Linked DNA regions of Mus musculus: region 1 is linked to region 2. Evidence: chromatin loops called from intact Hi-C (ENCODE). Cell type or tissue: heart. All regions are shown on one strand. Each heading gives the region's core, and the rest is flanking DNA. Links, peaks and the distances in the headings are about the cores only.

Evidence for each region. Peaks named below come from ENCODE experiments on the same cell type or tissue, not always from the same donor. Only the 100,000 strongest peaks of a DNase experiment are listed, where the experiment ranks them.
Region 1: a loop joins it to region 2, with 3 times the contacts of the local background. A loop is called at or near these places in 3 of 42 quality-filtered maps.

Annotation. Positions count from the first base shown.
Region 1 is chr2:71,702,397-71,718,569 of GRCm38, reverse strand. No RefSeq gene overlaps it. Among named protein-coding and RNA genes, the nearest start is that of Platr26, 8.9 kb to the left of the region's middle. In heart, for the core only: no CTCF peak of the experiment used is centred there; no DNase peak of the experiment used is centred there.
Region 2 is chr2:71,759,523-71,775,695 of GRCm38, reverse strand. It overlaps the pseudogene Gm13739. Among named protein-coding and RNA genes, the nearest start is that of Gm17250, 17 kb to the right of the region's middle. In heart, for the core only: no CTCF peak of the experiment used is centred there; a DNase peak (open chromatin) is centred at 9,425.

The DNA.
Region 1 (16,173 bases), core at 2,860-10,859, 54 kb after region 2:
ACCCATGTGGCAGAGTGTAGGTTAAATAGGTATCTTTAGTTTTGATCTAGTCAGAGTAGAGCCTAGCTATATGGCCAAGGTATTTGTAAATATAATTTAAGTCTGAGTCTTATTTCCGGGAGCATCGGACTGGGAGGCAGAACCAGAGCTAAACTTCAACAGATTAAAAAAAAAAAAATCTATCTGGTTAACAAAGAAAAGACAGAAGCCGGGTGTGGTGGTGCACGCCTTTAATCCCAGCACTCGGGAGGCAGAGGCAGGCGGATTTCTGAGGCCAGCCTGGTCTACAAAGTGAGTTCCAGGACAGCCAGGGCTATACAGAGAAACCCTGTCTCGAAAACAAAACAAAACAAAACAAAACAAAACAAAACAAAACAAAAAAACCAACCAACCAACCAAAGAAAAGACAGGTCTGAAGTTCCACTTCAAACCTTCGAAAGTTAGAATGGCTTGGAGCAGGGCTTGTATCTGCTTATCAGGCCCCCAGGTGAAAGACTCAGCCCAGTCTGCCTTGATCAGATCTAGCTGCAGGGCATGAGTCCTTTGTTTTGATCTGCTGAGATTCCTGTAGAAAACAACCAAACTAATAAACAAACCTACTACAATCTGGGAGGTGTCAGCGTCAGGACTAAGATATGAATTCTTAGAATTGGAATTTTAGTTCTTTCTCTACATAGTTGGAAAATCACCACTGGGAAAATATGAACCTGGAGTGATTGATGTTGTATTGTTGTTTATGTGGCTAAGGGTTCCTAGAGCCACTGATCTCCGATTTACTTATGTAGAAAGTAAAACTATGGGGCTGGCAAGATGGCTCAGCAGTTAAGAGCACTGACTGCTGCTGCTCTTCCTGAGGTCCTGAGTTCAATTCCCAGCAACCATATGGTGGCTCACAATCATTTATACTGAAAAGAAATAAATCTCAAAAATAAATAAATAAATAAATAAATTAATTAATTAAAAAGAAAGAAAGAAAGAAAGGAAGGAAGGAAGGAAGGAAGGAAGGAAGGAAGGAAGGAAGCAAGCAGCATAGTTTCTGGTAATTCGGTCCAGTGTAACATTCAGGGAGCACACTACCCCCTTCCCCCCAGCAAGAACACGAATCCTTCACTAGAAACCCAAATGCCATCATGAACACCAAGATAAGATTTAATTCTTAGGCCCAAGATGATTCTTCATCTATTGATGGAAGACTGAACATTGACTTTCTATCCTGAGGCTCGTTCTGTAAAACTCACCAGTGTTTTGTACCTGAGTTAGTCCTCATATTTTGTACCTGAAACCTCACCTAGCTCTGTGTAGCCTCTGGCTTGAAGGAAGCTGAGAGTCACCTGGTTTCAGACACTGACCCTTTAGAAGCCAGTGGGGTGTGTGCTTTGCTCCAAGCAGAGTGGTCATCCCTCCTTTACTCCTGATGCAAGTGTTCTGCTCCTGTTACTTAGAAGAGAAAAACAGCGAATGACTTGGGCACATTAGGATAGTTAGGACGCAACAACTTCCCTGAGAGGGATCTGGAAGAAAAGCTTAGAAAAGAATGGTTCTCCAAAGCAGGTGGTCTAATATTGAAATTTTAGGCATTACCTAGAGAGGGAACTTTTTGGAATGCCTTTAAAAATGTGTTTATTCTGCCAAAGCCTGCCTATAGCATAGGAAGTATAAGAATGAAGACTTGTGGTGGCTGGAGAGATGACCAAGTGATTTAGAGCCTTCTGCTGCTCTCCCAAAGGATTCCAGTCTGATTCCCAGGCTGGCATCTCACAACTGCCTGTCATCTAGTTCCAGAGCACTAGGTGTACACACATATACACATACCACACACACACACCCACATATACCACGTACACACAGCACACACACACACCATACACACCACACACACATTCCACACACAAATGAATTTTTTCCTTTTAAAAGACTTCCAAAAAACAAAACAAAACCCAAAACCCTATGAAACAAAAAACCTAAAAACATAATTTAGTCTCAAAAAAAAAAAAAACCAAAAAACCCCCAAAAACATAATTTAATTAACTGAACTCTATCTTAAATAACCCCAACAGAGGCATTTGGAGATCAAGAATTACAATGTTAAATTAACTTGTAAAACTTACCCTTGGAGACTTCCAAAACAAACCAAGATGAAAGAACAGATACTAGATTTATTCTTCTACTCAAAGCAACTGAAAACCCAGGAAAAATATCTGAAATAATAGCTATATTATTACACATTGCACATAAGCCAGTGAAGGTTAGTGATTCCTGGAAGAACAGGATAAAAGAGGAGATGAACCCTGAGGTTCCCACCCCACCCCCACTTCATGCTTCTACACACCCCACCCCCCACCCTCTCACTCCTCACCTCCCCAACCCCATACACTCCTAGCCCCTCACTCCTACCCCCACCTCCCTAGCCCCCCAATTCCACCCCACACCCCCATCCATCACAATTCTGCTCTCTCCTCCACCCCCACGCCACCAGCGCCCCAACCCACCCTCCTACCTCTCACTATCCCCACCCCCAACCTACCCCTACTCCCACCACTAACCACACGAAGAGAGTTTCCAATCCTAGCACCTGAAAGGAAAGGAAGTCCAGACAAAAACATGACAAGAAAAGAAAGCTACAGGCCTGCATTCTTCATAAACAAGATGTATGAATTCTCACCAAAATGTTAGCAAAGTAGATCCAACCACATAAAGAAGACGACTCTGTTATGACTAAGGAGGATGGACCCAGGAATGCAAACATGGCCTGTTCATTATTCAAAACTTCAACAGCACAACTGCACAAACGTTGGTGTTTGGATATGAAGTGTCCTCCCAAAAGATTCAAGTGTTGAGGGCTTCCTGCCCACCTGCTGCATTCGCTCAGTCTCTGGGGAGGGGGTGAGTAGATCCTGGGGGGTTCTGACTTAATCAACTGAGTAATCACAGGTAGATTAATAACTGATGGTGTTATTGGAAAGAGGTTGGAATCTTGGATGTGAGTCTTATTGGGGGAAGTGGGTTGTTGGTGCTAGGTTCTAAAGGGCTCTGGACCCTCTTTCTTCATTTCTCTCTTTGCTTCCCAGATATCATTTGAAGCAGCCTGGTGTGTGGACACTTCTGTTACCATGATGGTTTTCCTTATCAAACACCCAGGTTAGAGCCAGCCAGCCATGGACTGAAGCCCTTGAAACTATGTGGCAAACTAAGCCTTCTTTTGGCTATTCTTATCATGTATTTTTTTTTTAACAGCAACAAAAATCCCAGCAAAATACTGTATTAATAAACAAAAAGGAAAGCTAATGTGGCCATCTCAACAGACACAGAAAAAACATTAACAAAAATCCAATTTATATTCCTGATAAATACTCTCAAAATATGATATGAAGTCAAAGGATATATGTATGGCAAAAAAAAATCCTCTAGCTAACATCACAGTAACCAGAGACTAAGCACTTTCCCTCCAAAATTAAGAAAAAGGGTAAGGATGGTCCATCTCACCATTGCTATTTAACATCATGGTTGAAGTGCTAGTGTTAGGGTCTGTGATTCATCGAAGAATAATACCCCAGACTCAAATAGTACGCAACAGCAAAGAGTGTTTATTCTTTTTTTTTTTTTAAAGATTTATTTACTTATGATATGTAAGTGCACTGTAGTTGTCTTCAGACACACCAGAAGAGGGCATCAGATCTCATTATGGATGGTTGTGAGCCACCATGTGGTTGCTGGGATTTGACTCAGGACCTCTGGAAGAGCAGTCAGTGCTCTTAACCCCTGAGCCATCTCTCCAGTCCCCGAGTTTATTCTACACAGAACCAGCATGCAGGGGTCTACAGTGCATAGAGAGGGAAGATAAAGGTGTGGACTTTGCAGGGTCAATTTAAAGCCTGTTAGGGTAGGAGTGGATGAGTTTTATCTTTCCTTCCCTTGATTGGTTGGTTCTGTCTGGATGGGTGCTTTTGTGATTGGTTAGGTCTCTGGGGACTTCCCGGGGTGACAAGGCATCCTTGGATTGGCTGCCCACAGCCCATCACAGTTGGATCCATGTTCTCATTTCTGGGAAACAGAAACTTAGGCCTAGTCTCCCTAACTGCCAATTTGCAGCTTGTCATGGAGTCAGCCCGGCTCTGGCTAACTCAGTCCTCCCGCAGCCGTACAGGGACATCAGTGGTTCAAAGCATCCACATTTTAAAAGAAAACATGCTACCTTATTTCATAATCACCTGTTTAAAAAAACAATTTATGGAATCTAGAAAAGCTAAGACTAAAAAGTGATTTTAGCAAGACAAAGACACAGGATCAACATATGAGAAGAAATCTAATACCAAAAAAAAAAAAAAAAATTAAAAGACATTTATGATGGCATCAAAAATATGTAATACTTGAGTGTGAAACAAAAACATTCAAAAAACCAAATGACAAGGGCTGGAGAGGTGGCTCATTGGTTAAAAACCCTTACTGGTCCTCTAGAGGCCTGAGTTCAGTTCCCAGAGTCCACATCAGGCAGCGAACACTGTCTGTAAAGCCCAGTTCCAGAGGATGTGGCCTCCAGGTATACCTGCCTGTTCATGGTGCACATAGATTCATGCAAGGCACACACACATCAAAATAAATGAATAAACCTTTCTTTAAGCTTATGCTAAGGGGCTGGAAAGATGGTTCAGTGGGTAAAAGCTCTCACCATAGAAGCCTGGGGACTGGGTTCAGACACTGAGCATTTCTGTAAAACAGTGTCACAGGGTCCCTCTCTTTCCCTCCTCCTCTTGATTCTTCCTGGGTAAGAAAATGACATTTTGATGGGAGGTGGTGGCACATGCCTTTAATTGATTAATGCCATTCAGGAGGCAGAGGCAAGCAGTTCTCTGTGAGTTTGAGGCTAGTCTGGTCTACAGAGCAAGTTCCTGGACAGCCAGGGCTACACACACACACACACACACACACACACACACACACCCTATCTCAAAACAAAAACAAAACCAGAAAAACTGTCTTAGTGATAGGTAACAAGGGGGTGAACATAAAAGTAGTCAGAAGATTTGAACAAGTACTTCATTACAGAAAACAGCCCAAAAGTCACATGAACCCTGCACACCCGTGCGGATGTGATTAACAATACTGTATCATACATGTTAAAGTGTGATAGCATAGATCTTATGCTATGTATTTTTTATTATAATAAAAATAAAAGCATATGAAAGGATGACCAACATAATCAATATTAGAGAAACCAAGGTAAAACAACAACATACCACTACATATCTTAAACATTTAAAGTTAAAAATACTGAGCATACCACGGGTTGACCAACCGTTGGTGGGGCAACACCAGACACTGAATGTCTTAGATGCTGTTGATGGGAATGCCAAATGGCATAATCCTTTTGGGAAACAGTTTGGTGGCTTCTTAAAAAGTGAATTGTATGCTCTAACCTCTGTATTCAGCCATTCTGCTTCTAGAGATTTACAAAAGAAAAAATGAGAACTTGTCTACAAAGAAGGCACGTATGCAAATGCTCACTAGAAATTTATCCATAATAACCTAAATCTATGCTCAACTATTCAGCAACATATGAAGGAGTAAACAAATTGTGTCCCACTGTTTGTTCAGTAGTAATGTATCAATGTAACTGAAAGCAACTTAGCAATTAACAGGCAGGAACCTTTGATACATGTAGCTACTTGTATGCATCCCAGCTACAGCACAATGAAAGGTAGCAAACCAAAGGGATTCACTACCTGTGTCTATTTACAGAAAATGAGGGAAAAAAATTCTAGAAAAAGAATGCTCGTCCATAGTGGGGAAAAAACAGCTTAAAGATTTTCCAGGGTTTGGAAAACCTGGTGTTTTAGTGAGGGTTTCTATTCCTGCACAAAACATCATGACCAAGAAGCAAGTTGGGAAGGAAAGGGTTTATTCAGCTTACACTTCCACATTGCTGTTCATCACCACAGGAAGTCAGGACTGGAACTTAAGCATGGCAGGAAGCAGGAGCTGATGCAGAGGCCATGAAAGGATGTTTCTTACTGGCTTGCTTCCCCTGGCTTGCTCAGCTTGCTTTCTTATAGAACCCAAGACTACCAGCCCAGGGATGGCACCACCCACAATGGGCCCTCCCACCCTTGATCACTAATTGAGAAAATGCCTTGCAGCTGGATCTCATGGAGGCATTTCCTCAAGGGAGGCTCCTTTCTCTGTGATAGATCCAGCTTGTGTCAAGTTGACACACCAGCCAGTACACCTGGAGACAGAAGAGAGCTTGCCAAACGGTATAACAAAACCTTAGAAGGAGATGGGTACACACCTAGTTTAGTATAGTGATGACTTGAAGGATAGGTATGAAAAGCAAATCAAATTGTACTTTCCATATGTGCAGTTATCACCTATCATATGCTTCAGTAAAACCATTTTTTAGTGAACCAATAAAATTCAACTACTATATGTTCTGGGAAAACATAGACTTATGTCAGCCACCACTCTTAGGGCAGACATCACCAATCAGTCACAGAACTATATAGGCAGGCATTGCTTATCACAGTGAGAGCTTGAGATAAAGCCTGTTTTTCATCTCTGACCAAGGTCAACCATTTGCTTCTCACAAAATGAGGCTGAAGAGCAGAGCAAATTATCAGCTAATCTAAAAATGGTGTTGAGGTTTCCCGATTGCTACTACACTGGGCAGAAGCTTAGGAAAATGGCAGAAACTGAAGCCAGTCTAATAAAGACGGGCTGCCAAGAAAACATTAGAATTTTGATGAGGATATCAGATGTGAACTTCTGAAGAATGTTCACAATGTGCTTATGGTGCTGGCTTGAAAGACATCAATTTTTTTTTCTTACAAGATGAATGGCTTTATGCAAAGGAAGGGATTATCTACAGGAAGACTAGCAACATCCTTATTTATTTTTATCTTATTTTTATAAGTGAGAGAGAGAGGGAGGGAGGGAGGGAGAGGTGGGTACCTGCAGAAGCCAGAGGACGACATCAGATTTCCAGTCTTACAGTTGTAAGCCACCCAAAGTGAGTGCTGGGACTCAAACTCAGGTCCTCTGGAAGAACCATAATTGCTCTTAACCACTGGGCCATCTCTCCAGTCCTATCCTTATTTTTAAAGTAATTTTAACCAGGAAAGATGTTAAAAAATCACTGAACTGTTTTTAACTTAAAATGAGTATGTTTTTATGACCAGGAAATTGCCTTATTTTCTAAATAAGGCCAAGAAGCAAAATGATGTAAGATTATATGTAATGGTATAATTCGAACCAATGAACTCAATGTAAAAACACTGAAATAACTTTAATCTTGATGAGAAAATAAATCACAAGTTTATAGTATGAGTAAATGTTCCTCTTAAGAAGCAATGACTTCGTTCAAAGCTTTCTGGAAGCCCTGGATTCTTTAATAGTAATCACATGTGGCCATTAAGATACAGGCGGAGGGAAGAGATGTCGCTCGGCATAGAGCATGTGTTTGGCATGTGCGGAGCTTTGAGCCCCGGCACTAAAATAGGATAAAACAAAACAAAACAAAACAAAACACAGGCTGAGCGCCAGCTGATGGTAAACAGTGAACACCTCCCTCTGAGCCAGAGCCGGTGGCTACAGCAGGCTGACTCCCCATTTACTGCCCTTTCTTCTCCTTCCCAGACTCCTCTTCTATGAGATAGGAAACATCCTTGCTGTTTGAACTGGTAAGATGAAGTTTTACTTCCTTCAAAACTTTTTTTTTTTAATTTATTTGAGTGCATGAGTGTGTGCATGCATGCGCGTGCGGACCCTGGAGACCAGAAGAGGGTGTTGGATCCCTTGGAGCTATAGTTACTGATGATTATAGGCTGACCAGAGTAGGTGCTGGAAACTAAATTCAGACTCTCTGCAAGAACAGCAAGTGCTCTTAACCAGCAAACCATCTCCCAGCCCCAAGATGAACTTTTCTGACCTTAGCCACACAGGCTAGGCCTGACACAGCCCCTGCCTGAATCTGTTTCTTTAGTAGTGGGGCGAAGATAGTAAAATTAGCCTCATAGAACTTGTGTTGGTCAATGAAATAATACATTCAGAAATCCTTCACTGTGCCTGCTTGAAAAAAATCTATGTGAATGTGAGCCCCTTTTCTCTCCTTTCCTTTTCTCTCTTGGGGGAAATTTCACTGTAAATATTAGTGAGGACGTTCCATAATTACAAAGGTATTCCTTACATCATCTGCTCAACCTGATGCTACCAATTTGGAGAGAATTATTGCATTAAGCATGATTTTTTCCCTCCAATTTTTGTTCTTGTTAAACCCCTCAAAAGGATTTATTCCAGGAAATGATTTTCAAAGGGTCTGGGAGTGAAAACCTAAATTTGCACCACACGCGCAACAAAGAAAATGGCTGAGAAGACGATTCCCGCCAGTAAACAGCCCTGCCACTCACAGCCCAGCTGTGGCCCATTTTCCTTCCATGGTGATTTTTAAAAGAACTTTTTTTTTGGGGGGGGGGATGTCAAACTCACAGAAAAGCTGCAATGACAAGAACTCAGGAGACCAAGAACACCTGGACATCCGTTACTCAGCTTAAACAGTCGTCAGCACAACACCCATCTGCTTTGTCTGTCTCTAGACAGTTGGACAACCGTATGGAAGTACACTTTTCATGCATACTAATTTTTCATGTTAGATTTCATTTTAGAATTTAGCACTTGAAAAAGCAGACACCTATATACAAGTTTTGCATGGTATGAAATTCATACTTTTATAAAGGTAGTCGAATTAAAAATAAGCCTGCTCTCTTTCCCTATAGCTTAGATGTGGGGGAATGAGACTTGAGAATTTATAATTCATTTATAATTTATGAAGCAATAGGTTATGGTTTGAATCTGAAATGTCCCCACAGGCTCACCTTTTGAAAGTTCAATCCCCAGCTAAGTAGCACTATTTTGGGAGGCTGTGGAACCTTCAAGAGATGGGTGTCTGGTTGGAGAAAATGGGTCATAGGCTCAGGCCTTACCAAGTTATTGCTGAACTCTGGTTTTGGTCCTGCTGTCTGTTTCCTTGTTCCTACTACATGGGACTGCCACTGTGCATCCGCTATGCACCTCTGTGCATTCGCTGTTCATCCCTGTGGAGCCACAGTGCATCCACGCAGCCGCAGTTCATCCGCTGTGCGTGCTTCTGCCGTGCGTATGTCCACTGTGCATCCGCCATGCTTTCCCCATTATGATGGACTATAATTCTCTGAAATTATGAGCCAAAGTACGTGTTTTTGTCTGTGACTGTTTGTCAGGGAATTTGTCACAGTAAAACAAAACAAAACAAAAAAAGAAACCTGAGTAGTAGGGATAGCTGGTACAAGTAGGGCCATTCCTTTATAAACGTGTAGTTTGTGGAAAGAATTCACAAGAGTTTGGAGCTATGGGCTATGGAAACCCCAGAACACTGTAGTCGATGCTTGATGGGTGACTAGATGGGACTTGAAGCGACTAGGGTGTCAGCAGATGTGTGGGTAGTCAAGTGTGCCAACGGGCATTTGGATAGAAGCCAGGATTCTGCTAGGCATCAGACCAGGGGACATCAGAGAAAAACTCTACATTCTGCCCTTGTCTTGGAAGTTTGAATGAAGAAGGCTTTAAAAATATCAGACGAACTTACTTGCTGGAGTAGATTTCCATGCTACCCAGCAGTCAGCATGGTTGTGGCTGGCTTCTTCCACCCCCCCCCCCCCCCGACTCTTACCTGTTTCCTTATTTAACCTTTTATTAGCGTATGTTAGTTATACATAATAATGGGGTTCGCTGTGGCAATTTCATACGTGTGAATAATATACTTTAATTATATTGACCTCAGTACCATACTGTGTTCCCCTCTTACTTTACTGCAGCCCTTTCCTCTCCTCTCCTTCCTTCCTTCCTTCCTCCCTCCCTCCTTCCCTCCTTCCCTCCCTCCCTCCCTCCCTCTGTCTCTGTCTCTCTGTCTCTGTCTCTCTCTGTCTCTCTCTCTCTATGTGTGTGTATGTGTGTGTGTGTATGCACCAATGGGTGTAATTATAGTTACTTGCAGAAGTGTGTATGTACAGGAGCACAGACAACTTGCCAGTGGCTACACACTGGAGAAAAATCCACCACTAGCTGCTCATAGATCCTCAAGGGGGCATCGGGTCTGAGAGGCCCTCTCCCTCCATGACAGAGTATTGACTGCCCCATCTGCTCTAGGACCTGTGCAGGTAATACCTGATGTGAAGTCAAGACTGTAAAAGCCATGTGGAGCCTAGAGGCCAGCATTTCTCTGTCAACACCCCACCCCTTCCTCTAGCTCTTACTTTCTTCCCGCTTTCTCTTCTTTGATGTCCCTTGAGCCTCACAGAGCTGATGTAAGTGCCCCCTTTCGTGCTGCACATTCAACAATCACATATTTTCAGCACTTTGTGATCTGCACCCCCAAGCAAACCTGACAGCAACATTAATCTGTGAGCATAGGCAAAAAGCATTTAGAAGGCAATTTGACAGGCATCTCATACCCATTTAGCAAAATAATAGCAGTTGCTTCCCTACTAAGACCTATGACCCCCCCCCCGCAGCCCCCACCAGAGAGATGAGGTTTACAGGACCAGATGTGTAAGCTACCTTGGAAGGCTCCTCAGATCCAATAAGAAGATGACTGAGTACCCCACAGCTGTAGTGGCATTGACCAGCCAGTAGGCACATCCTGCCTGGCAGATTGGTAGTATATCCTTTGGGGTACACAGCTGAGTGAGGCTAGTTATTTATTTATTTGCCTGCATGTACAGAAAAGAGCACTGGATCCCATGGGACTACAGTTACAGATGGGTGTTAGCCACCATGTGGGTACTGGGAATTGAACTCAGGACCTCTGGAAGAGCAGTCACTGCTCTTAAGCACTAAGCCATCTCTCCAGCCCCTGAGTGAGGCTCTTGATGATAATCCTCCTCCAGCAGTCTGGTTCCTTTTTAGCCATATTTACAGTGACACTTGGCAACAAAAAGGAGAGAGCAAAAACCGCACAGTTGGAGAGCACATGTGAACTTAAAGCCACAGGCAAAGCCAGTGCAGACAAAGCAGTAGGAATTGTTAAGGAGTTTAGTGTCATAAAATAAGCCTCTCACTTCACCCTGGGACAATAAGAAAGGAGCCTTGAGGACTCCCAGACTCCATTTGAAAGACTTTCCTTTAAAAAGTGAGAGCCTCAGGGATTCTCAGTTTATACAGAGGATGCCTAGAAAAGTCTCTAGTAACATGTTTTACCAAGTTTCACAGACGCTCAGAGAGCCACTATGGTCCACAGAATCTTTTTTTTTTTTTTTTTTTTTTGGTTTTTCGAGACAGGGTTTCTCTGTAGTCTTGACTGTCCTGGAACTCACTTTGTAGACCAGGCTGGCCTCGAACTCAGAAATCCGCCTGCCTCTGCCTCCCAAGTGCTGGGATTAAAGGCGTGCGCCACCACCGCCCGGCTGGTCCACAGAATCTTGAACTGCCCAAATGGTGCTGTTTTACGGGTATGCTGGTTAGCGTTTTGTTGTTTTTTTGTTTGTTTGTTTGTTTTGCCCCAACTTGACAACTTGATCTGGGAAGAGGCATCCTTCATTGAGAAAATACCTTTATATGATTGGTTTGTAGGAAAGTCTGTGGGATATTTTTTTGATTAATGATTGAGGTGGGAGGGGCCTATCCCACTATGGGTGATCCCACATCAGAGCTGGTGATCCTGGGTTGTATAAGAAAGCAAATTGATGGAGCCATGAGGAACAAGTCAACAAGTTAACACCATTCCTCTGTAGTCTTTGTTTCAGTTCCTGCCTCCAGGTTCCTTCTTGAGTTCCTGTCTCCACTTCTTTTCATGTCAGACTGTAAGCTGTAAGAGGAAATAACCCTTTCCTCTCCAAATTGCTTTTGGTCATAGTGTTTATCACAGCAACAGAAAGCAAACCAATACAGGAGGCACATCTGCAAAATGGGCTTGGACCAAGATTCTAGAAAAATTCCTGCAAGACTAGTTAGTGTACAGCAAGGTCATGTTTCTTGCAGGGAATCCTTGCTATGTAAAGGTCAGGAGGTGAAACCCAAGTTGCAATCGAGTCCCCTAAAATGTCAATTCCAATAATCAGGAGCATCTGCCATAGTAAGATGTAGCCACCAGGTAGGATTGGTCCAAGAGAAAGGCCATGTGGCAGGGCTAAGGAGAGGGGCTAGCTATACCCACTGGAGCATATGGTATGAAACTCTGTGTCCAGGATACCAGGCATGGAACAGAAGGACTTAGTGTTTGCCCTGCTAGGGGTTGGTCTTGCTTCCGTTCGGTCTTTCCTTGTTCTCGACCTGTTCGGAATGAGACTGGACACTTGTGCCATTGCACATGGAAAATCCGAACCACTCTTTCTTACTCTTCAGGGACTCATAGTTAAGTCTCTTAGGTCTCAGAGAGCCTTAACATTGGCTATGTGAATACTGTTGCAACTGCTAAGACCCAGAGGTCTCTTGAAGTAAGTTAAATGCGTTTTTCATTTTGAGATAGTGATGAGCCTTTAGGAACTGAGACAGAACCTTGTGGTTTGAATCTGAAACATCCTCCAACAGGTTCATGCTTTCAATAGGTGGTCTTTAGTGACACTACTGGGGAGGCTGAGAGGCCACTGGAGGTGGGATCTAATCGACAGAAGTGAGTTAACCCTTCAGAGATTATATGTGGCCCCTGGTTTCAGTCTTGCTCTCTGTTTCCTAGTCCAAGCCTTTGCCACATGCTCCCACTGTCACGGACCAAGCCACTCTACTGTGCTTCCCTGTACATGACAAAGTTCAAACTTCGGAACCATGACCCCAAATAAATCTTCCACCCATAAATTGTTTCTCTAGGGTATTTTGTCATAATGACACAGAAATTAATTTAGTTTTAAGAGTCTGTGAATTCACTCTTTTTCCTACTCCCATTAAAAGCTATAGCCATCAAGAATGCCAGAAAGAAAAAGAAAAAAAAAAAGATAGAATCACAACTCAGGGCAGCTAAGCAGGGCAAGGTTCTCTGGGGCTCAGGACCAAGACTCGTTTCTCCTGAGATGAACCTAGGAGGTGAAGAGACTGGGTAGGGAGTGGGGATGTATTCAGATATTCAAATCTGTCCTCACATCATAAGATGGGGGTGGTAGTGGGAAGACATGGGATCTCGGGCTGTCTAACTCTGTGACACTCAAAATGTAAGGGACAAGAGTTCTCCAAGTGTGGTCCTGTGGACTCAGGGCGCCTGAGCTCCTCCTCCATGGTGCCGTTGCTGATTGATCAGGAAACAATGTTGGATGAAGAAGATGAGCTTAAACGTCCCTTTGCAAGAAGTAGGGACTGATAACTACGTATGTCCCATTACAATACTGTAGAAAAGCAACATAAAACCACAAGATTTTAAAAAAAATACTATGTTATTCTACCCAAACTACAAACTAAGAAACTGATTCTGTGTGTGTGTGTGTGCATGTATATGGTGTGTGTGTATGTATGTGTGTGTGTTGCAAGTATGTGTGTGGTCAACTTAGGTCCTTTCTTTTCAGGTACCATCTATTTTGGTTTTTGAGACAGAGCTTTTCACTGGACTAGAATTCACCCAGCCCAAGATCTGTCAGTTTCCACTGCTCAGTGCTGAGATAACCAGAGTGTCCCATTGTACTTAGCTTAGAATTCTGGTCCTCTCTGTTTGCAAGGCAAGCACCTTACTGATGACACTATTCCCCCACCCCAGCTTTTCCCATTTTCCTCTTAAGAAAACATGACTTTGGCCAGACAAATGTCATCATGGACATGAGAAGCTAAGACTTGGCAGCTGCAGAGAAGAGTGGTCCATAGGTTCCATTGCATGTGATGAAAATGTCTACCAACCCTCTGTAGCTGGGCAGCTGCTAAAAGCATCTCTTACAACCCTCTAGACAGTCTATTATACAAGAGATGAGGGTGATTAATTTCATTGGCCAGTGCAAAAACACGCCTCACGAGGAATCTTCTGGAAGGGAAAATCGAGGCCTGGACAAGCTTCCTGCAAGCAGACAAGTAGAAGCAGAGAGGAGGCATGGATTTGCTTTTCAAATGTTAATGAGTGTTCCTAATCAGATAAAGGTGGCTTTCACCAACTTCTGCACCCACTCACTCTGGTTTGAGGCTGGACTAGGCTGGTGTGCACTTGATTAAACAGCCAGGATCTAATCCCGGCCAGTTCTGGCATTGTTCTCCTTTAGATCATTAGGAGGATTGTAAACGAAACAGATTTAGAAAATATAACTCTCCCATCTTCTCCAGTTCCAATTTGCCCAAGGGATTCAATACTTAGCTGGAAAACAAAACAAAATGGTGTTTATCAGAGCACATAAAAAGGTGGCTGGTGGGGGGGGGGGAGGAAGAGAGGGAGGGGTGAAGAAGAGAGAGAGAGGCTGACTGAGAGACTGAGGGAAATCTGGGCCATCTGTAGAAAGTACAACCTGGGCATCTGGTTTAGAGCTCTGTCCTGAAAGCCGTGGAGAGGTTGGATTTCAAGTCCTTGAGAAAACAAACAAACAAACAAACAAACAAACAAACAACCCTGGCTCAGCATGAAGCAGAAGGAGAGGCCCCTTGGCACACAGAGCACGCCTCTCCCCCAGACCTCACCCAGTACCCTAGGGTGGGAGATCTCTGGCATCCTCCTCCCTTCCTCCCCAAGTGACCACAGGGCTGAAGCTACAAACACCCTCCCCACAGGAGAAAAGTCCAGGGTAGCCGTAGCTTCAGTGAGGCTGCGAGGACACAAATCCCAAACAGGATCCAAAGCACATGTGGATGATGGCACACATTTTTAATCCTAGTACCTGGGAGGCAGAGACAGACAGGATCTCTTTGAGTTACAGGCCAGCCTGGTCTACAAATTGAGTTCCAGGACAGCCAGGACCGATACACAGAGAAACCCTGTATTAAAAAACCAAAACCAAAACCAAACCAAAACAAACACAAAAAAGATATATTAATTGTTTGGGTTAAATCAATAGGCTCTAAAGACAAAACATATTGACATGTCCCTTTCTTTGTCTTCTGGTCCCTAAGGTTGCAGCTTGAAGTCCCATGTCATCCCCAGACCTAGTCTTTGAATGGAGTGTGTTTTGTCTCCAGGGAGAGGTGAATTTGGTCTTTGCATCCACAGCTTTAAAATGTCGAATGGTGGGAACTGCTGTGGAATCTTTCCAGAGCCACAGGAAATTTCCTGGTATCACTTTGTCACTTTTCCCTTCTTCTGTCTCTTTCTGGAATTCCTGTCTGTGAATGTTAGCCCTTTTGGATCAATTCTTTCGTCTTGCTGTCACTTTTTCACTCTTGGTCATCGCTCATTTTTTTGTTAATTTTCTTTCAGGGCAGTCTCTGTTCATTTAAAAGTTCTATTTTTAACTTCTCTAGGCTCTTCTTCCTTGTTCTTTGATGGTCCCTGAATCAAAGCATGCCGCTTTTGATTAATGGGTATCTCTTATCTCTCTAAGAATATTAAATATGTTCTGTGCCTGTGCTTGCAAAGTTTTATTCTGTTGCCTGCGTTGTTCCCATTTCTCCTAAATCTCTTTTTCCCCCACTTGAATGGCCAGAGTCTCTTTCATGTTGCAAGATTCATTTTCATCCAGAATTGGGTGCTGAAGCCTAAAAGCAGCCCTTTCATAATGAGTTTTAAGATCTAAACTGTGGATTTAAGTCCTGACTGTGGATTGCTATCAGGCATTGTGTGCAGATTTGTCAGATGGGAGAGAAAATTGGCTGCAACTTGGTGGTGAAGCAGGCTTTCCAGGTGAAACCCTGAAGTGGTCTTTTCTTTCTATCTCTTGGTTCTCCCAGGGCAAAATTCTTGCCTTCCTGCCTGTAGGCTATACACTTAGGTGGAGTGACCATCCAGCCATCAGCCACAAGGACTTTCCAGTGAGAGCCACCACCACCACCTCCACCACCACTACTATCATCTCACTCCTGTTCCCCCTCTGGGTATCCTGAGGCAATGCCCAGAGATCTTGGGGCTCAGTATCTCTGAGAAAAACTTCCAACTTTATTCAATCAGATGGCAGAGGAAGGGATCCAGGCCCCTAAGCAATTGACAGGCTTTAGGTTGTTAGCTTCTTCCAGTGTGCTGTAGCACAAGGGACCATAGAACGTCAGCCTTTCTGGGGTTTTGCTGAGGGTGGTTCACTTGGCCTTGGGAGCATTCCACAG
Region 2 (16,173 bases), core at 5,590-13,589:
TAAACAAGAAGGCAGATCTCCAAATATCATCTCAGCACAGAAACCAAAGCTGCCAGCATGAGGCAGCCATCCCGGAAACGTCAGTGATGCTCACAGAAGCCTCCCTCTTCATTAAATGAACTGTGTGCTTTCCACTCTCCAGCTCTCGCTTCAGTCCATGAAAGGCTTCGCTGCCTTCTGTGCCTTGAGCAGATGAGCTTATCGAAATGAACTGTAAATCTAATCAGTTTGGCACTGGGGTTTCGTGGGCGCCATGGAGACAATGGCTGGAGTTGTGTTCAGCTTCACTGACTCCAACTGATTCCCCGTTTGGTTCATTTGTGCAGAACAGTTGGAGATGCAAAGCCCAGCCCATTCATTTCCAGAGAGCAGCTCTACCAGAGGAATGAGCTGTTGGCTCCCCGAGAGGTTCACTGTCCACGCTCCAATTTCGTCATTTTATTTATGATAAAGCAACTCTTTATGTTACTCAATTTCCTTTTATTTCCCCAATATTCTGTATTTCTAAGGAGACTCTGGCAGTTGTTTTTGAAATTTGAATCCTAAGGAGACAGGAACAGAGAACTTGTCCAAATCCTGATAGCCCCTACAACAGTGATTGAAATGTGATCCTGGATTGCATATTCATGAAGTGATGAGCTGCTTGTTTTTAATGTAATGCCCCAGATTACCTCTGAAAGTGGGACTTCCTTTCAGTTCCATGTCTTACTTACGTGCATCTACGAAAGCAGCCAGCTTAGAATGTGAATTTTCACTCTCCAGACTGGAAAGTTGAAGAGGCTGCAGCGCTGGAGTCCCCCTCATTTCCAGTCTCTTGAATTGCACATGCTTAGCTTCCAAATGGAAAAATGAGTGGCTATTCACCACAGCTCCATCAGGAATGCCAGTTTCCCATCACTCCCCGGTACTGGGCAGCATTTTCTGGGCCTGGGCATCTCGTCTTTATACACTAGCTGAAGCCGCAAGTGGAAGTGGGTGGAGCTGATGTTCGCCTCGTCCTTTTTTGTTCACAAGAGGGAAAGCACATGTTCTTGAAATAAGCAAATGTGAAAACATTTCTCGCTAATCAAAATGTTTACTGCTAGTTCTGAGTGGCTGACTGTAGAGCCAGTGATGGATCCTTCTGCTACGAATCCTCCGTGAGAAGAATATATTTACTGTGGCAGAGCCAGGGAGCAGAACTTTTGCAGCCAAGCCCAAGATGACCACTAGACACCCCACATTTCATTGTTGAGCAGGCTGTTGACAGTTCATAAACTTGAATCCAAGAGTTCATGTTCTATTCTTCCTGGCACAGACTTTCCCACCAATCAAGTCAACTGACAGCTTCAAGTCACTGTATCTAAAAGTAATGGTAGTGTGTGCACAAAGAGTGAAATCATTACAAGATGCAAAACGTTTGCTTTGTAAAATATTTCATATTTATTTAGGGATGTTTTAACTGGAATAAACTAAATTAAGTCTCTACTACTTTGGAGGACAACAAAAACCATGCAATTGCTCTCAATTTGATCCTAGGCAGTTGAAAATATTCATATCAGGAAAGTCACACACACACACAAAAATATATATGTGTGTGTGTGTGTGTGAAGTTGACAGAAATTATCAATGTAATTCTGTAGAACCTTGGCATAATCGCCATATGTTTCTTTTCATAATAAAATTAGAGCCAAATAGAATGGCAGGAAGTGACACAGAGAGATAGGGAGATGGCTTGGTGACAAAGCGTTTGACCCACAAGCATGGAGATCTGACTTCTGGTCCCCAGAATGCACATAAGAACTTGGGCGTGGCACCGTGCGGCTGTAGTCTTAGTGGTAGGGAGTCAGAGACAGGAGGATCCCTGGAGATGACTGGTCAGCTATTGCCAATTTGGATGGCCCCAGGTTCAGTGAGAGACCAGGTTTCAGAACTTAAGGTGGGCAATGAGAAGGATGCCTGCCATTGATTTCTACACACACACACACACACACACACACACACACACACATGCACGCATGCGCACGCGCACACACACACACACACAGGAATATACATGTCTGTTGCATGCATGCAAGTGCACACATTTGAATGCACAGTTATTAGCACACATACAGAAAGTAGCACAAGAGAGCAGATGTGTTGGTGAATTATTTTTCAAACCCAGCATCCAGGAGGCTGCTGGGAGAGCAGAAGTGAGACTTTGAGCCTGGACTTTATAATAAAACCCCCTTTTTTTCCGTTATGGTATAAGAAATATGCACTTTCTCAACAAAGAATACTTTACTATCAAATTCACGGAATCAACTATAATGATAAACACTAACATTTATACAGTATTTTCTGCACAACAGATACTGTTCAAAACACTTTACATTGTAAATTAGTGGATTTTTAAAAATCTCCACAGTATCCTATACTATATAGTATATGCACACTGTTATATATAACAGTAATATATAACATATATAGTATATATGTGAACATATATGTATATATAACATATATAATAGTATATACACATAACAATACATACATACATACATACATACATACATACATACATACATATAATGGTCTCATCTAATACATTAGAGAAGTGACAAGCATCAGGGGTTAAAAAAGTCCCCATGGTTCAGAAGCACTGCAGAGTACACACAGCTAAAGTGTAACGTGAAGGAAATTGAGTGGCTAGATCTTTAGTTTTCGACTATTGCTGGTGAAGAGAGACTTAGTGGCAGCCTTGTCTCCAGCAGGAAGGAGGAAGCAGGAAGAAGAAACTTATACCAAAGTCTGAGTTTGTTTCAGGAGAAACTTGAAGTGTACCATGTCTCTCAGCTCTCCCATATCCACCTCTGTAAAGAAACTTAGACTTTGGCATATCATGCTATACATAAAATCGATACATGTAACTATTCATCTACCAGAGTTGTTGTACTTAATCGGTTTTTTGTTTGTTTGTTTGTTTATTCATTTTTTTTAAAGATGGCAAAGGAACTGTATGATACTCGTGGCTTAAAGTTTTTGATTTAGAAATTCTAAAGGTCAGAGAAACTTGATGCTACTTGATGTAGAGAAACAGAGCTGACATAAAGCTCAATGCTGTATGTGTTGTCTTGAGAAAACTAAGGCCCATAAAGAATGAGTGACAGAATCAGAACCAAACAGTCTATCTCCTTCATCTCAGCAAACATCTCCCACAGGAAACCCAGTTAGGACAGAAAGTAGCATACTTACCTCTCAACAGCCACCCCATCCTCAAGACCCCGTGGGGTCCTGCAGCAGACCACCATCACGGACCTATCCGCCCAGAGACCAGGAAGCTGCAGAGCAAATGCTTTGGTGCAGGTGAAGCAGCTCACGGCCAGCATTTAGGCCTCCTCACTCACACTGCATTCTCTGCTTTCACAGGGCACAGTGATGGCGCTCCGTGCCAGGCAATGTACCATACTTCCCGACCCAGGAATTCAAATGAAAAGAAACATAAAAATCAGCCTTGTAGACAAAGGCTCTACCTGGTTTGTATTCTGGTTCCTCCTAACATCCATCAACTCAAATGAACTTATCCTCATGTGCCTTGAATCTTATCTATGGCTGGTGTGAGTGTGAATCCAGTTTAATTTCTTTTTTACAAGTGAACAAAATTACTTTAAAGGAAAACGGTGCTGCTTTGTAAGGTCTGAGTCACATACTCCTTATTAAACAAAGAAACTTGAACAATAGAAGTATATGAAACAGAAAGTGACATTTTCTACCATGTCCAACACCACGCCCTTGAGATAAGCATTGTTAACTGTTAGGCTTACATCCTCCTTTTTGTGCATGTCAGAAGATATTTATAAATATTTGGCTTTCCAACTTTGACTGATGTCAAAAAGCTGCCTGCTAGAAATCATAAGTCAAGCTTCTTCGATGTATCAAATCCCACTTCGGGGAACCTGAATCTACAGACCATAAGTACAGGATGAAGATGAACTGGTTAGGCTTCCGAAGCTTAGCTCAGCCATGCAGACAGCACAAGTCTGATCACTTAAAAGCAGGATTCTAGTTCTTAGTGATGTTACTAATACAAGCTACGGAATGTTCTTCCAGTTCCGGCCAGTCTGCTGAGTTTCAGAACAGCCTCAAGCACAGGGAAGCCCTGTGTGTGTGTGTGTGTGTGTGTGTGTGTGTGTGTGTGTGTGTGTGTGTGTGTGTATTCAGTACTCATTATTATCTTATTTAACACTCACAAATTGATTTTGTACAACCTTTCTGGTGGCCTATACTCTGGTGATTTCTTTTGGTTAGAACTGTAATTATGGCTAAGGTGATGTTTTCTTGCTACTTAGGGAGGTGGCTAGAACTTACTGTGATTTAAAAAACAACAACAAACAATCTCTCTAGTCTCTTTATGACTAAGAGAGAGAAGTTCCCACCCAGATACCTGAGGGTTGTGCCTCCACATGCCACAGCTGAGGCCATGTATCCTCAGGTGCTATTTACCTGCAGGGCTCCACAGGCTGCTCAAGGATACTTGGGAAAGACCAGAAGCTTCCCATGGTACGCATTTGCCCCATTGGGGGCCTGTAATTAGAAGAGGTAACACCAAAAGGCTTGGTTCCCCCTCATCTCTGATTATCAGCTTCCATTTGGAGCCCTGTAGTTGAATAGGGACTGGGGGAGTGAGGTGCAGAGAGCCTGCATTTAGCCCGGGTCCCAGATGTTGCTCTCCTCAATGTGGCCTGAAACACCAAGAAGTTTGATCCAGCCATCCTCACAAAAACAGGCAAAGTCAAATGGATGGTTAGCAAATCAATGGCTGGGTGGTTTCGGTTATCATCCAATACACCATCTTGGGCACAACAATGACCCCTGACCTGAATCGCATCACTATTTCACTTCATCCTGGAGTGCTGTGTCTGCTTCAGTGGATTCACCTGCAGAATAGGGTCAACAGCGCTTGTCCCTCACAGAAGGACCAGTGCCAATGATTGGTGCTGAACTACAGATCAAATGCTTGTTTGGAACAACTACAAAAGGTCCCCCCAGTTTCTGCTACTATATTTAAACAAGAAATCAACAAACAATTACTACTTCAAACAAGGTAGAGTGTCATTTCTCAAACTGAGATGGATACATTTGGAATGAAAGCACGTAAACCTGGGCTTTTCCTCTGGATAGTGATCTAAGAAAAGAAATCCAAGAACGTTCTAGGCCACCGGGATGACCAGCTTGCAACCATATGCTGCCTGGAGCTCATTATCCACATTTGGGTTTCAAAAGGAAATTGTGTTAAACCGTTGAAGCCACGTTGTACACAGTGTTGTATACAGGACATGCTAAACTGACCGGACAGCTAACAGCAGATCAGTGGATAAAAACAGAAATATAGGCATTGACAACCAGGAAGAGAGCAGTGACGGTCCATCATAACCAAGATCAAAAGAATCAAGTCAGCAACCGAAGTGCGAAGCAGACACAGCTTCCTATTGTTCAGCCCCACACAAGCCATTTAGGTTTGAGAGAACCCCATCATCTGCCACAGTTAACATGGTGCTCATTTGAATTTAAGGATCCTAAAACTATGAATATTTAAAATGGTTTTATATCTGAGGGTCAAAAGACCAAGAGGTATGTAACTAGTTTTATGTTTATATTTAAGTAAGGTTATCCATAAAATAATTTAAACTGTTATGTGGGCTAATCCAGATTTTTTGTTTTCATTAAAAGCATTCTATAAATTGATGAAATCTTAGAAACACTAAAGGCCCTAGATGGAGATTTAGTCTTATTTAATAAGTGCTATGTTAAACACTTAAGAGAACTTTCTGACCAAGTAGCCTGGCTAGGGGCACAACTCGGCAAACTTTGAAAAATATTTACTTTTATTATTCTATTTGTGTGTGCTTGTCTTTGTGGCATGTGTGCGCGCGCGCGCGCATGTGTGTGTGTGTGTGTGTGTGTGTGTGTGTGTATTCTGCATGTGTGTGGACATATGAGTTTGAGTATAATTGTATGTGCCCGCATGTGGTAACCCGAGGCTGATGCCAGGAATCCTCTTGCATACTCTCCCAGCTTATTCTTTGAGGCAAAGTCTCCCAAGCCCACACTCCTCATATGGACGTGGATAGTGTAGGCAGCTTGTTCTGGGGACTTACTGCCTCTGCCTTGGAAGCTGTGGTTATAAGAAAGCTGCCAAGCCCACCCAGGATTTTACGTGGGTTCTGGGGGTCTGAACTCAGTCCTCACCCTTGCCAAGTGCTTTAGCCTCTAAGCTTTCCCCTCAGTCGTGTAAAATTTATTTTTAATTAGTAAACACAGTAACGGGTTTCCTCGTGGGGTCAGTTGCAAACTAGTTTGGTGGTTGGGCATTTTGGTTGATTCCCACCAATCTGGCTGGCCACCATCCCTCATCACTCCCTTGGGCCACCAGCATTCTCTGTTCCACATATATATCTCACATGTGTTCTATTATCCTCCCCAACCATCTCTCTTTAAGATTCTTTCCCCCTATCTCATAGGCCCTGTTCTAGTTTCTTGGCCTCCATTCACATTCACACCCACGTAAATACACATATGTAACAACTAGAAGCAGGGATCTGCATTTGGGCTAGAACGTGCTGTATTCATCTTTCTGAGCCTCCTTTGATGAGTTTTAAGTAGAGATTTAAAGCTTATAGAGTTTCCTAATATCGGTTTTCTTTTTAATGCACATTTTTTTTCAAATGCTCATTTACTCATTCATCAAACATTATCCACCAGCTGTTTACATTGTAAGCATGGTGCAAACGTTAGGAGTAGCATTCAATTAATCTATTTCTGTAAGAATATCATGTTGAGAGCAGCTGGAGAGAGAGCTTAGCAGTGAAGAGCCCAGGTGCTCTTCCAGAGAACGTGTGCACGGAGTGTGCACGGAGTGTGCGTGTGCTACACAGACACACATGCAGGTAAAACACTCATACACATAAAAGCAAGTAAGTATTTAAAAAAAGACAATACTGGGGCATTGAAAACAAAGTAAAACAAGTGAAAATATAGTATACAGTTTTCCATGTACTTAAATTTGCTATTGTACACCCCCCCCAAAAAAAATAAGTAGCAATAATAAACAATTGCTTTTACAATTATCCATCTAGGTTTGGCATGGCTAAGTCTTGCTTAGTTGTAGTCTTAGAGCACTAAACCAAAAGAACTGTAAACTGGCTGAGCATGGTGGTACATACCTTTCATTCCAACATTCAGGAGGCTGAAGCAGGCCGATCTCTGTGAGTTTGAGGCCAGCCTAGTCTTCATTGTGAGTTCTAGGACAGCCAGGGCTACACAGAGACACTTTCTCGAAAAAACCAAACCAACCAAACACAAAAACAAGCAAAAGCGAATTCAAGACCTAGGCATTACAGGTCCATCATGTGGTGAGAACTTGGTGCTTACAGGCAGCGCCTTCTCACATAGCAGAAGGGACTAGGAACTCTCTTTTCTAAGGCAGTTAATCCCTTTCACGAGGCTGGAACCATCAGGGCCAGGCAAACAGTCCTAACTCTATCAAATTGGGGCATAGCACTAAATAAGTATGGGGAGGGGAGGGGGAGACAGACAGATGGACAGACACAGAAATTCTATGGATTAATCTTTATTTTAGTATACTTCATTTCTTCATATAGAAACAGTATTGACTTGCATAACTGCTGCTTATTCATGCCGATAACTGGCTACTTTATAGTGCTTTTCACTTGAAGACCTTTAATGGACAAAACCAATTTAAATGATGTCATCTGTTCAGAAAGTTTTTAACTCACTTATCTTATTTTGGTAACATTTGCTTTTTTGTTGTTGTTGTTGTTTTTATTTTCTGAGACAGGGTTTCTCTGTGTAGCCCTGGCTGTCCTGGAACTCACTCTGTAGACCAGGCTGGCCTCAAACTCAGAAATCCGAAATCTGCCTGCCTCAGCCTCCCAAGTGCTGGGATTAAAGGCGTGTGCCACCACTGCCCAGCACATTCATTTTTTTAGTGGAATGTTAGTCATGATACAAATATCTGGAGCCACACCCTGACTGGTAAAGCTGCCACCTTGGGGTAACATACCTGACTGTATCCCAGGACATTCATCTTAAGTTGACACACGGAGTTTCTCAGTTGCTTCCCTTGGTTTAGACAATCTTCTAACAGACTTCTAGCTTTTTAAGAAGGCATTATTTTAAAAATTAAATATTTGTATCACATAAAATAATGTTGTGTTACAAAACAGGAACGGAGCCCGCCATCAAGCTTCACATGGTATTGGCTTCATCAGACACCCTGATAACATCAAGTGACAGTGGGCTGTGCCCATCTCAACAGTGACGGGGCAGAAAGAAGAACCTGGTCACTGACCACTGCTGGTGCCAGGCCAAGCTTGGTTGTTGGAGCCCGGGAACGAAGGCATTTTTGTCCCCTTCACTCACTATTTTGGCCAAGGAAATGAGTTGGATGCTTGCCCTCTTTTTTTTTTTTTTTCCAGAGATGCCATAGATTAATTTTAAAGACTTTCTTTCATCTACATAACAGAATGAGTTCAGATAGCCTTTTAAGCTATTATCTGCACTTAAGAACTTTGTGCGGGGAAAGTCATACCAGCCACACAAAAGGGGCCTGTTAGGAACACTGGACAATGAGAGCTTGACATTTTTTTTCTCCTCTGCCTCCAGAAAAAAACCCAAAGCAACTATTTTATTGCATTTATGGCTTTCATAAAAGAATGTGGGGTTATATTTGTACGCCAGCAAACGACATGGAAATGCCTGGGCAGAGGCACTTGTTCGGGGTGGGGAGATGAGAGGGGAATCCCATTAATGCCCCATTCCCATTGTCGATAACTTTGTGTTCTCTTAGGCCCTCAGACTGCACGCTTAGCATTTGGTGCAGGTGAGGAGCGTCAGAGAGGAAGACATTGGGAATGATGTGCAACGTATTTCACATTTTGCCCAAAAAGTGATACTGCGTACACAAATATTTTAAACAACAAAAAAGTTAAATGTTAAGAATTACTGTGGTCTTCCAGGCTCTTGGTTACATTTTCATTTCAGTTTTCCTCCCTTGACTTCATTGATTTTGGGTGAGCGTGTGTGTACATTCTTTGAATAGAAATTGCTCTAATCGGGCTGGTGAGATGGCTCAGTGGGTAAGAGCACCCGACTCCTCTTCTGAAGGTCCAGAGTTCAAATCCCAGCAACCACATGGTGGCTCACAACCATCCGTAACAAGATCTGACTCCCTTTTCTGGTGTGTCTGAAGACAGCTACAGTGTGCTTACATATAATAATAAATAAATCTTTAAAAAAAATTGCTCTAATCAAAAACCACCTGAACCAGAAAGCTTGCCCTGGCTCAGGAAGCCCTGCTCTTAGCTTAGCAGAGAGAGCAGTAGGTCGGTAGGAGGGTTTCATGTCCTGCTTGCCCTTCCAAGGGAGCTGCGGTTTCTCCAGGACAATCTCTTCTTTGAACACGACATGAAAACACATTAGTGCTCTTTTAGGAACAAAGAAATATACATAGGAAATAAAGACATTGTTTTATCAGGGCCTCATCTTCTACACTGACGTAAGCTGGCTGGAAACAAAAGCATCCCCTTCCGAGAGGAAGGTGGCTTGGGTCTGGTTTCTCCATACTTATGAGTTCTACTAAATCTACTGGACTTGAGAAATAAGTAGAGGCCTGGACCCACTTCTTCCTTGCTTGGGTTCAACCCAGTCTTTATAACTGGCCTGGTTATGAATGCTAGCCACACTATGGGCAGAAAAGGTTGCCACGTAACTAGAGCCTCTGCTGGGCTCTTTTAGCTGCATTGCATGGGCTTTGTTTAACCAGATTCATTGAAATGGATTCAGCCTCATTCCAAGTGAGGAAGAGTCTCCACTGTGAGAACAGGAAAGTTATCTTCCTTCATCTTGTCCTACAAAGGCAGGCCAGGGACGGCCAAGGATGTCTCTCTCCATCAGTCCTCTGATGCTGATGATGCATCTGTTGCCTGAGGTGACCCCTTTCTGAGGCACTCTCTCGTTTCTTTTCTTCGGGTTCCTCTTCTTGGATTCCATTTCTGACTCTTCCCTACCAAACGTGGACCTGATGCCACCTTATCCCTACTCTTGGACCAAACACTAGCCTCACTCACTTGTATCACCACTCTGAGGTTTTGGCTCAAAGTCTCCTCCCATTCTCCAGCAAAGACATAACACAGGACAAGAGGTCAGTGAAACACAGGGAACTCCCAGACTGTGTTCACTGACTCTGGGTTTGTTCTACTCATCTTAAGAGCAGGAAGTCTAGTTGTGCTATTCAATCATCTGCAACCCAAGGATATTTAAGGAACATCCAAGCCAAGTGTTGACAAAAGTCACATGGCTTTAATTAGTATTAAAAGAACCAGGCTCTTCAGGAGACACAAACAAACAGCAGCAGAACAGTCTTCCATTCATCTCTTAAAGAGAGGTAAGTCTACAGATCTGTTTTATACTTAGTGACCACCTACTGCAGTATGCAGTAACTGAAATTACTGGTAACAGAAATTAATAAAGGCACAGTCAGTTACCACAGGAACTTGACAGTGTAAGGAGGAAGTGACACATATCCATAGATGAAAATGGGGCATTGAAAGATATGTGTGCCAAGGGCAACAGGGACCTGAGGATAAGCTTAAGAGACACTGAGTCCAGGGTTGGAGCATTCCTTAAGCACTTCTTAGAGATGCTCTACATATGTTCCAGACACTAGGAACAGAGCTGAAAAGATCCCTGCTTTCCAGCAGTTTCCTAATTACAAGGTTAGCAAAACATCAAACAGGCATGTGATAGAAAACGTAGCAATGGCTAACTGGGGTTCATATGGGCACAGTGGGGCTCAGAGTTGGGGTTCAAAACACACGTGACACTCAAGACTGTCCACTGCCCAGCTGGACCTGACTCCCAGTTTACACAGCCCCCTGAATGGCTGTACTGTATCTAGGCCAGTGTGGGCGACAAGGAGCCTCCTGGAGGAAGAGAGGCCTGAGTAGACACTTGAGAACGTGTGTAGCCTGGCAAGAGAAAAGCATTTCAGGCAGAGACATCAGCACAAGGAGATACTTCGTGACTTGAGATTCCCAGACACATCCTGGGATGTGTCATTCCTTCACCACACACCCATAAGGAGCACCCAGGTCATGTACACTGGGGCTTATCAGAAGCAGGCTCCCACAGGAGTGACGTGCGAAGCTAGCCACAACTCAAAATCACACACACACACACACACACACACACACACACACACACACACACAGAGAGAGAGAGAGAGAGAGAGAGAGAGAGAGAGAGAGAGAGAGAGAGAGAGAAGCTGTTACTAACCAGGAGCCCGAGACACACCCTGGGATGAAAACCCAACGAGGGAGCCAAGGATGAAAGGGGAGAGACTGAAAAAGCTCTCCAAGTAAGCAAGGAAAAGCAAGCCAAGGAGAGAGGGTAAGAAGTAAGATGGCCTCAGGAAAGATTTCCTACAAACCAAACAACAAGCCGCTCCAACCCTGTTCTTGTGAGTGATGCATAAAGATGAGCCTGTGAGGCTGACTGCAGATGTGACCAGGGCAGCAGCAAGGGGAGCTGATGGTCCCCTTCATCCTGGAGCTTGCTGCTGTCTTCCTCAAGGGAGCGTTTCTTTCAAGGAATAAGCACAAAATACATAGCACAGGCACAGTACTGTGTGTCTTTCCTTTTGCATGCCACCTGTGTGGAATGGTGACTACTGGAGATACCCCATTCTCTTCAGCCTTGTGATGCATTCACAGCAACACACACACACACACACACACACACACACACACACACACACACACACACACACACACACACAAGGGATTTCAGGCAGAGATATCAGCACAAGGAGATACTTAGTGATTTGAAAGTCCCAGACATATCCTTGGGATGTGTCATTCCTTGACCACACACCTCTAGGGAGCACCCAGGTCACGTACATTGGGGCTTATCAGAATCAGGTCCCCGCAAGAGTGATGTGTGAAGATAGCCACAGTTTTTCCTTCTCAGGACCTCCTGGTGGAGTTGTACAGGGGCATTCTTCTTTACCTGGCTTGCAATGCCTTAGCAACCATTGTCTCCGTCCGTGAAAAATGAAGGGCTCCTGGACTCCCCTGTTATTTGAGCTAATTCCCATTTTTGCTTTGGCTGAAGTCTTTCCAAAAGGTCCCCCATTAAGTCAACAAAAGCTTTCAGCTACTAAAATAATGGTTTTAAGTGACTGGCATTCTACTTGGCTACTAAAGACTTCCTTATATGGCCAGATCATTCATATATATATGTGTGTGTGTGTGTGTGTATATATATATATATATATATATATATATATATATATATATATATATATAAATAATCTCAAACAGAAATATTATAAGACAAGGATGAGTTAACTTGCACATAAAGCACTCAGTTGTGGCCCATTAAGGAATTTCTGGCACAAAGTTTGTGCTAACAAAAACACTATAAAAAAAAAAAAGTGTCTCTCAGAAATATTTTTACCTGAGCCAAAAACATTGCCCAATTTCTTCTTTTATTCCAGAAACATCTATTGAGCAAGTCCAGGCCAGGCACCTGCTTAGTGCTAGGGAGAAACAGAAAAGCAATATCCCTACATGAAGAGGCTCATGGTTCTGAATGAGGCAGACATGGATAGATCCACTTGTAGAGAGCTGTGAGTCGTGAGATATGAGTGGCCAGGTAGTCCCCAGGCAGGCAGGCAGCTGCCTGCAAGAAGAAGCAGAAACAACCCTTCCAAGTCAGAGATGAACACATCTCCAGACAATGCAGGTCCACAATTGATTACAAGTATGAATGAAGGTGAGAAGGATTCAAGGCATTTACCCACTTTAGGGCAGCAGACAGGAACCCTACACCCTTGCTGGTCCTACGCTAGGCACAGTCACATGCTCTGTATTGGAAAGTTCTGAGGATGGAGCTAAGGTCGTGAGGCCTGGTGGGAGGCATCTTTATTCACTGAGTCATCTCTCCAGCCCTGAGTTCTTGCCTTGATATATCAAGGAATTACTTAAAGGCTGCAAAACAAAGCTGGCGGGAACTCAGCATCACTGCAGCCAAGGAAATTGAAGCTGGTGGTGGTCTGAAAGCTATCACAATTTTTGTACCAACTGGAATCTTTCCAGAAAAATCTATGTCCAGTTAGTGTGGGAACTGGAGAAAAAGTTCACTGGGAAGCATGGACTCTTGACTGTTCTGAGGAGATTTCTACCGAAGCCAGACTGAAAAGGCCATATGAAAGATAGGCAAACATGCCCCCAGAGTGTGCCATCCTTCAGAATGTGGTCTTCCCAAGTGAAATTGTGGGTAAGAGGATGTCAGCAGCCCATAAAGGTTGGTTTAGACAGAGTACCGTGGAACAGCATTGCACAGAAGGTTGAGACTATTCCTGGTGTGTCCAAGAATTCCGTAGGCAAGGACATTAATTTTGAATTCCCAGGGTTTCAATTACAAACAGAAGCAACTAAATAAAGTATTGTTAGCAGTTTAAAAGAAACGACTACAAATAAAAAGTTTGTTAGGTCCAAGAAAAATTTCTGTATATTTAACCAGGTAAGCTTTCTTAAGTTGGTTTTTATTTGCATTTGATTTAGAAAGTCCAGAGCTCCTTGGCATTTTCTGTGATGTATGGTGAATGCCGCCTGGTAATCTCTGGGGAAAAATAAAAATGCTATCCTTCATGGACTACATCATATAACACGTGTGTGTTAACTCATCAAACAAAACAAAACAAAACATAGCTCTGTTTTAAATAATACACTTCAAAAAGTTAAAGAGTATGTATGTATACTCTATTTATCATGGAACTTATTTTTTATTATTTATTTATAGGTAGATAGTGAACATGGCTTAAGCAGTTTAAGCATCGTAGGATTACTTCAATACAGAAGACACAAAGCTAATTTAATCAAAATTGCTATTCAGCAATGAAAGTTAGCTCCAGCTCTAAAGATCTAAAGATGGAGTCAAGTGTTTCTCCCCTACTGCTCTTTTAATACCTATTGGCTCTTTACATGCTGACCTGGAGGTCTCCCCTTCCTGGAAATGACTAAAAGCCTGTGATGTAGTTCCTGCAAGCCGCCATTCAAAACCCCCTGCAGCATGTTCAGAACTTCACACGGTCAATTGCCGAGAGCATGAGAGTGAGCACCACTCTGTTCCCCGCCCTTCTGATAGTTACTAAGTGAGAAGTATACAAACACAAACAGATGATCCTCCACGTATGAGGGGGCCGTGTGCCAGTAAAATCATCATTGAGTCAGAACTGCATCCAATACTCTTAACCTATTAGAACCATATTTTAGCCTTGCCTAGCTTAGTGTCCCCAGAACACTAGGTCTATAGTTGGACAAAATTATCGCACATGTGGTGGTTTGAATATGCTTGGCCCAGAGGGTGGCGCTATTAGGAGGCGTGGCCTTGTTGGAGGAAGTGCGTCATTGCGGGCCCTTGGGAGTGGTTCTGATGCTTTGATCTGGAATCTGCCTGTGAACACTGAAGGTCCTGTTCCCCAATGTGTTCTTGATCGATCAATAAAGATGCAAGCAGCCAATGAGCTGAGCGGAATAGTTGGGACTTCCAGTTTTCCTGCAGGCAGGCTAGCAGCCGCAAGGGAGAAGAGGATTCACCATGCTGCAGTCAGTTCCCATCACCTATGTCAGATGTTACAACAACCTGTAACTCTAGCTGAAGGAATGCAACACCCTCTTCTGCTTTCATAGGTACCTACAGACATCTGCACATACCGGCATACATATACATAACTAAAAATAGAATAACTTTTAAAATATATACATTTTACATAATTAAAACCTGTTCAGTCTATATATTATTACCTTTTTTTTTTAAGGGCTGACCATTTGGTAGTATTTGTGTGTGTGTGTGTGTGTGTGTGTGTGTGTGTGTGTGTGTGTTTGTGAAACAACCATTGATGAAAAAGCAGTCATGAATTGAAAGCAAGGAGGGAACATGGGAGGATTTGTAGGGAGGAAAGAGAAGGGCAAAAGGATGTAGTTATAATCTTACAATGAAAAGAGTTCATTAATGCCTACATTATGGCGAGAGGCAAGCACCAACACTAACACCATGGAATCAAAGAGTATAAAATCCATGGTTTCTAGATCCTTCACATTCTAGAAAAACATAGAAGCCCCATGCCATTGTAACGCTGAAGGATGCTTTCAGACTATCAACACAAAGATCTAGAGCCAAGTGTACAAATGTGAAGAGGGGTATTTGGAAACCCTTCCAGGAAGTGGGATTAGCACACTCTTGAAAGACGTCTCTATTACCCCTGGCATGCAAGGCCTCTGGAGTCAGATGGCAAAATCAATCACTGAGGAAACAGATTCAGGCCAGCTGGGATGCATGTCTGGATGCCTTCTCTCTGGAATAGCCCCGGAGGGGCACCCTAGCCAGGCAGTGCCCTCTACTCACCTCCCGCCCTCTCAGCTGATGCAGTAAACAACTTCTGGGCTTGACTGGCCCATCCCTGTCCCAACACCTGTGTCCTTTCCATGCCTACAGAGAGAAATGGCCTTGAGATTATACCATGCGCAAGGGAGAGGGTGGGAACAGAGGACACCTGAAAATCCCCAGGGAGTTAGGATATGGATTCTTCAACTCATTAAGCCAAAGGGAAAGTCGTTTCATATACCAAGCTTACACTTAGGAGGTAGTGATAATTCTTCACCATTAGCCCCTTCTTCCTGCCAAATCTCTATGAAATAAAAGAATCCGCGTCAGTGTAGGTTCAAGTCCCTTGGAAATTGCCCCCTACCATTCTTTCCAGTCACTGTAATTAGTTCCCTACATAACGTTATTTGAGGGTTACCGACCTTCTCTAATGAATAATTTGGTGGACTGTAAAAATGTTGTTAGAAGAAGGTAGGTATCCAGCGATGGAAATCTAAGGGCACAGACAAGTCGCCTGACTTGTCCCAGGTTACATGAAGTGGTGACATAAGATCTTGAAGACCATAGTCCGTCTCTGGATTCCTTGGTTGTCATATTGCCTCTTACATATGCCAAAGCTCTCACCTCAGCCACGCATACAAAGAATGAAGGCAGTTTATACTTGAGCAGATTTGTCTGTATGTTAGTGAACTTCCAGGTACTTATTTCTCTTGACAAAGCAAACGGCCATCAGCTCAGCCCCTT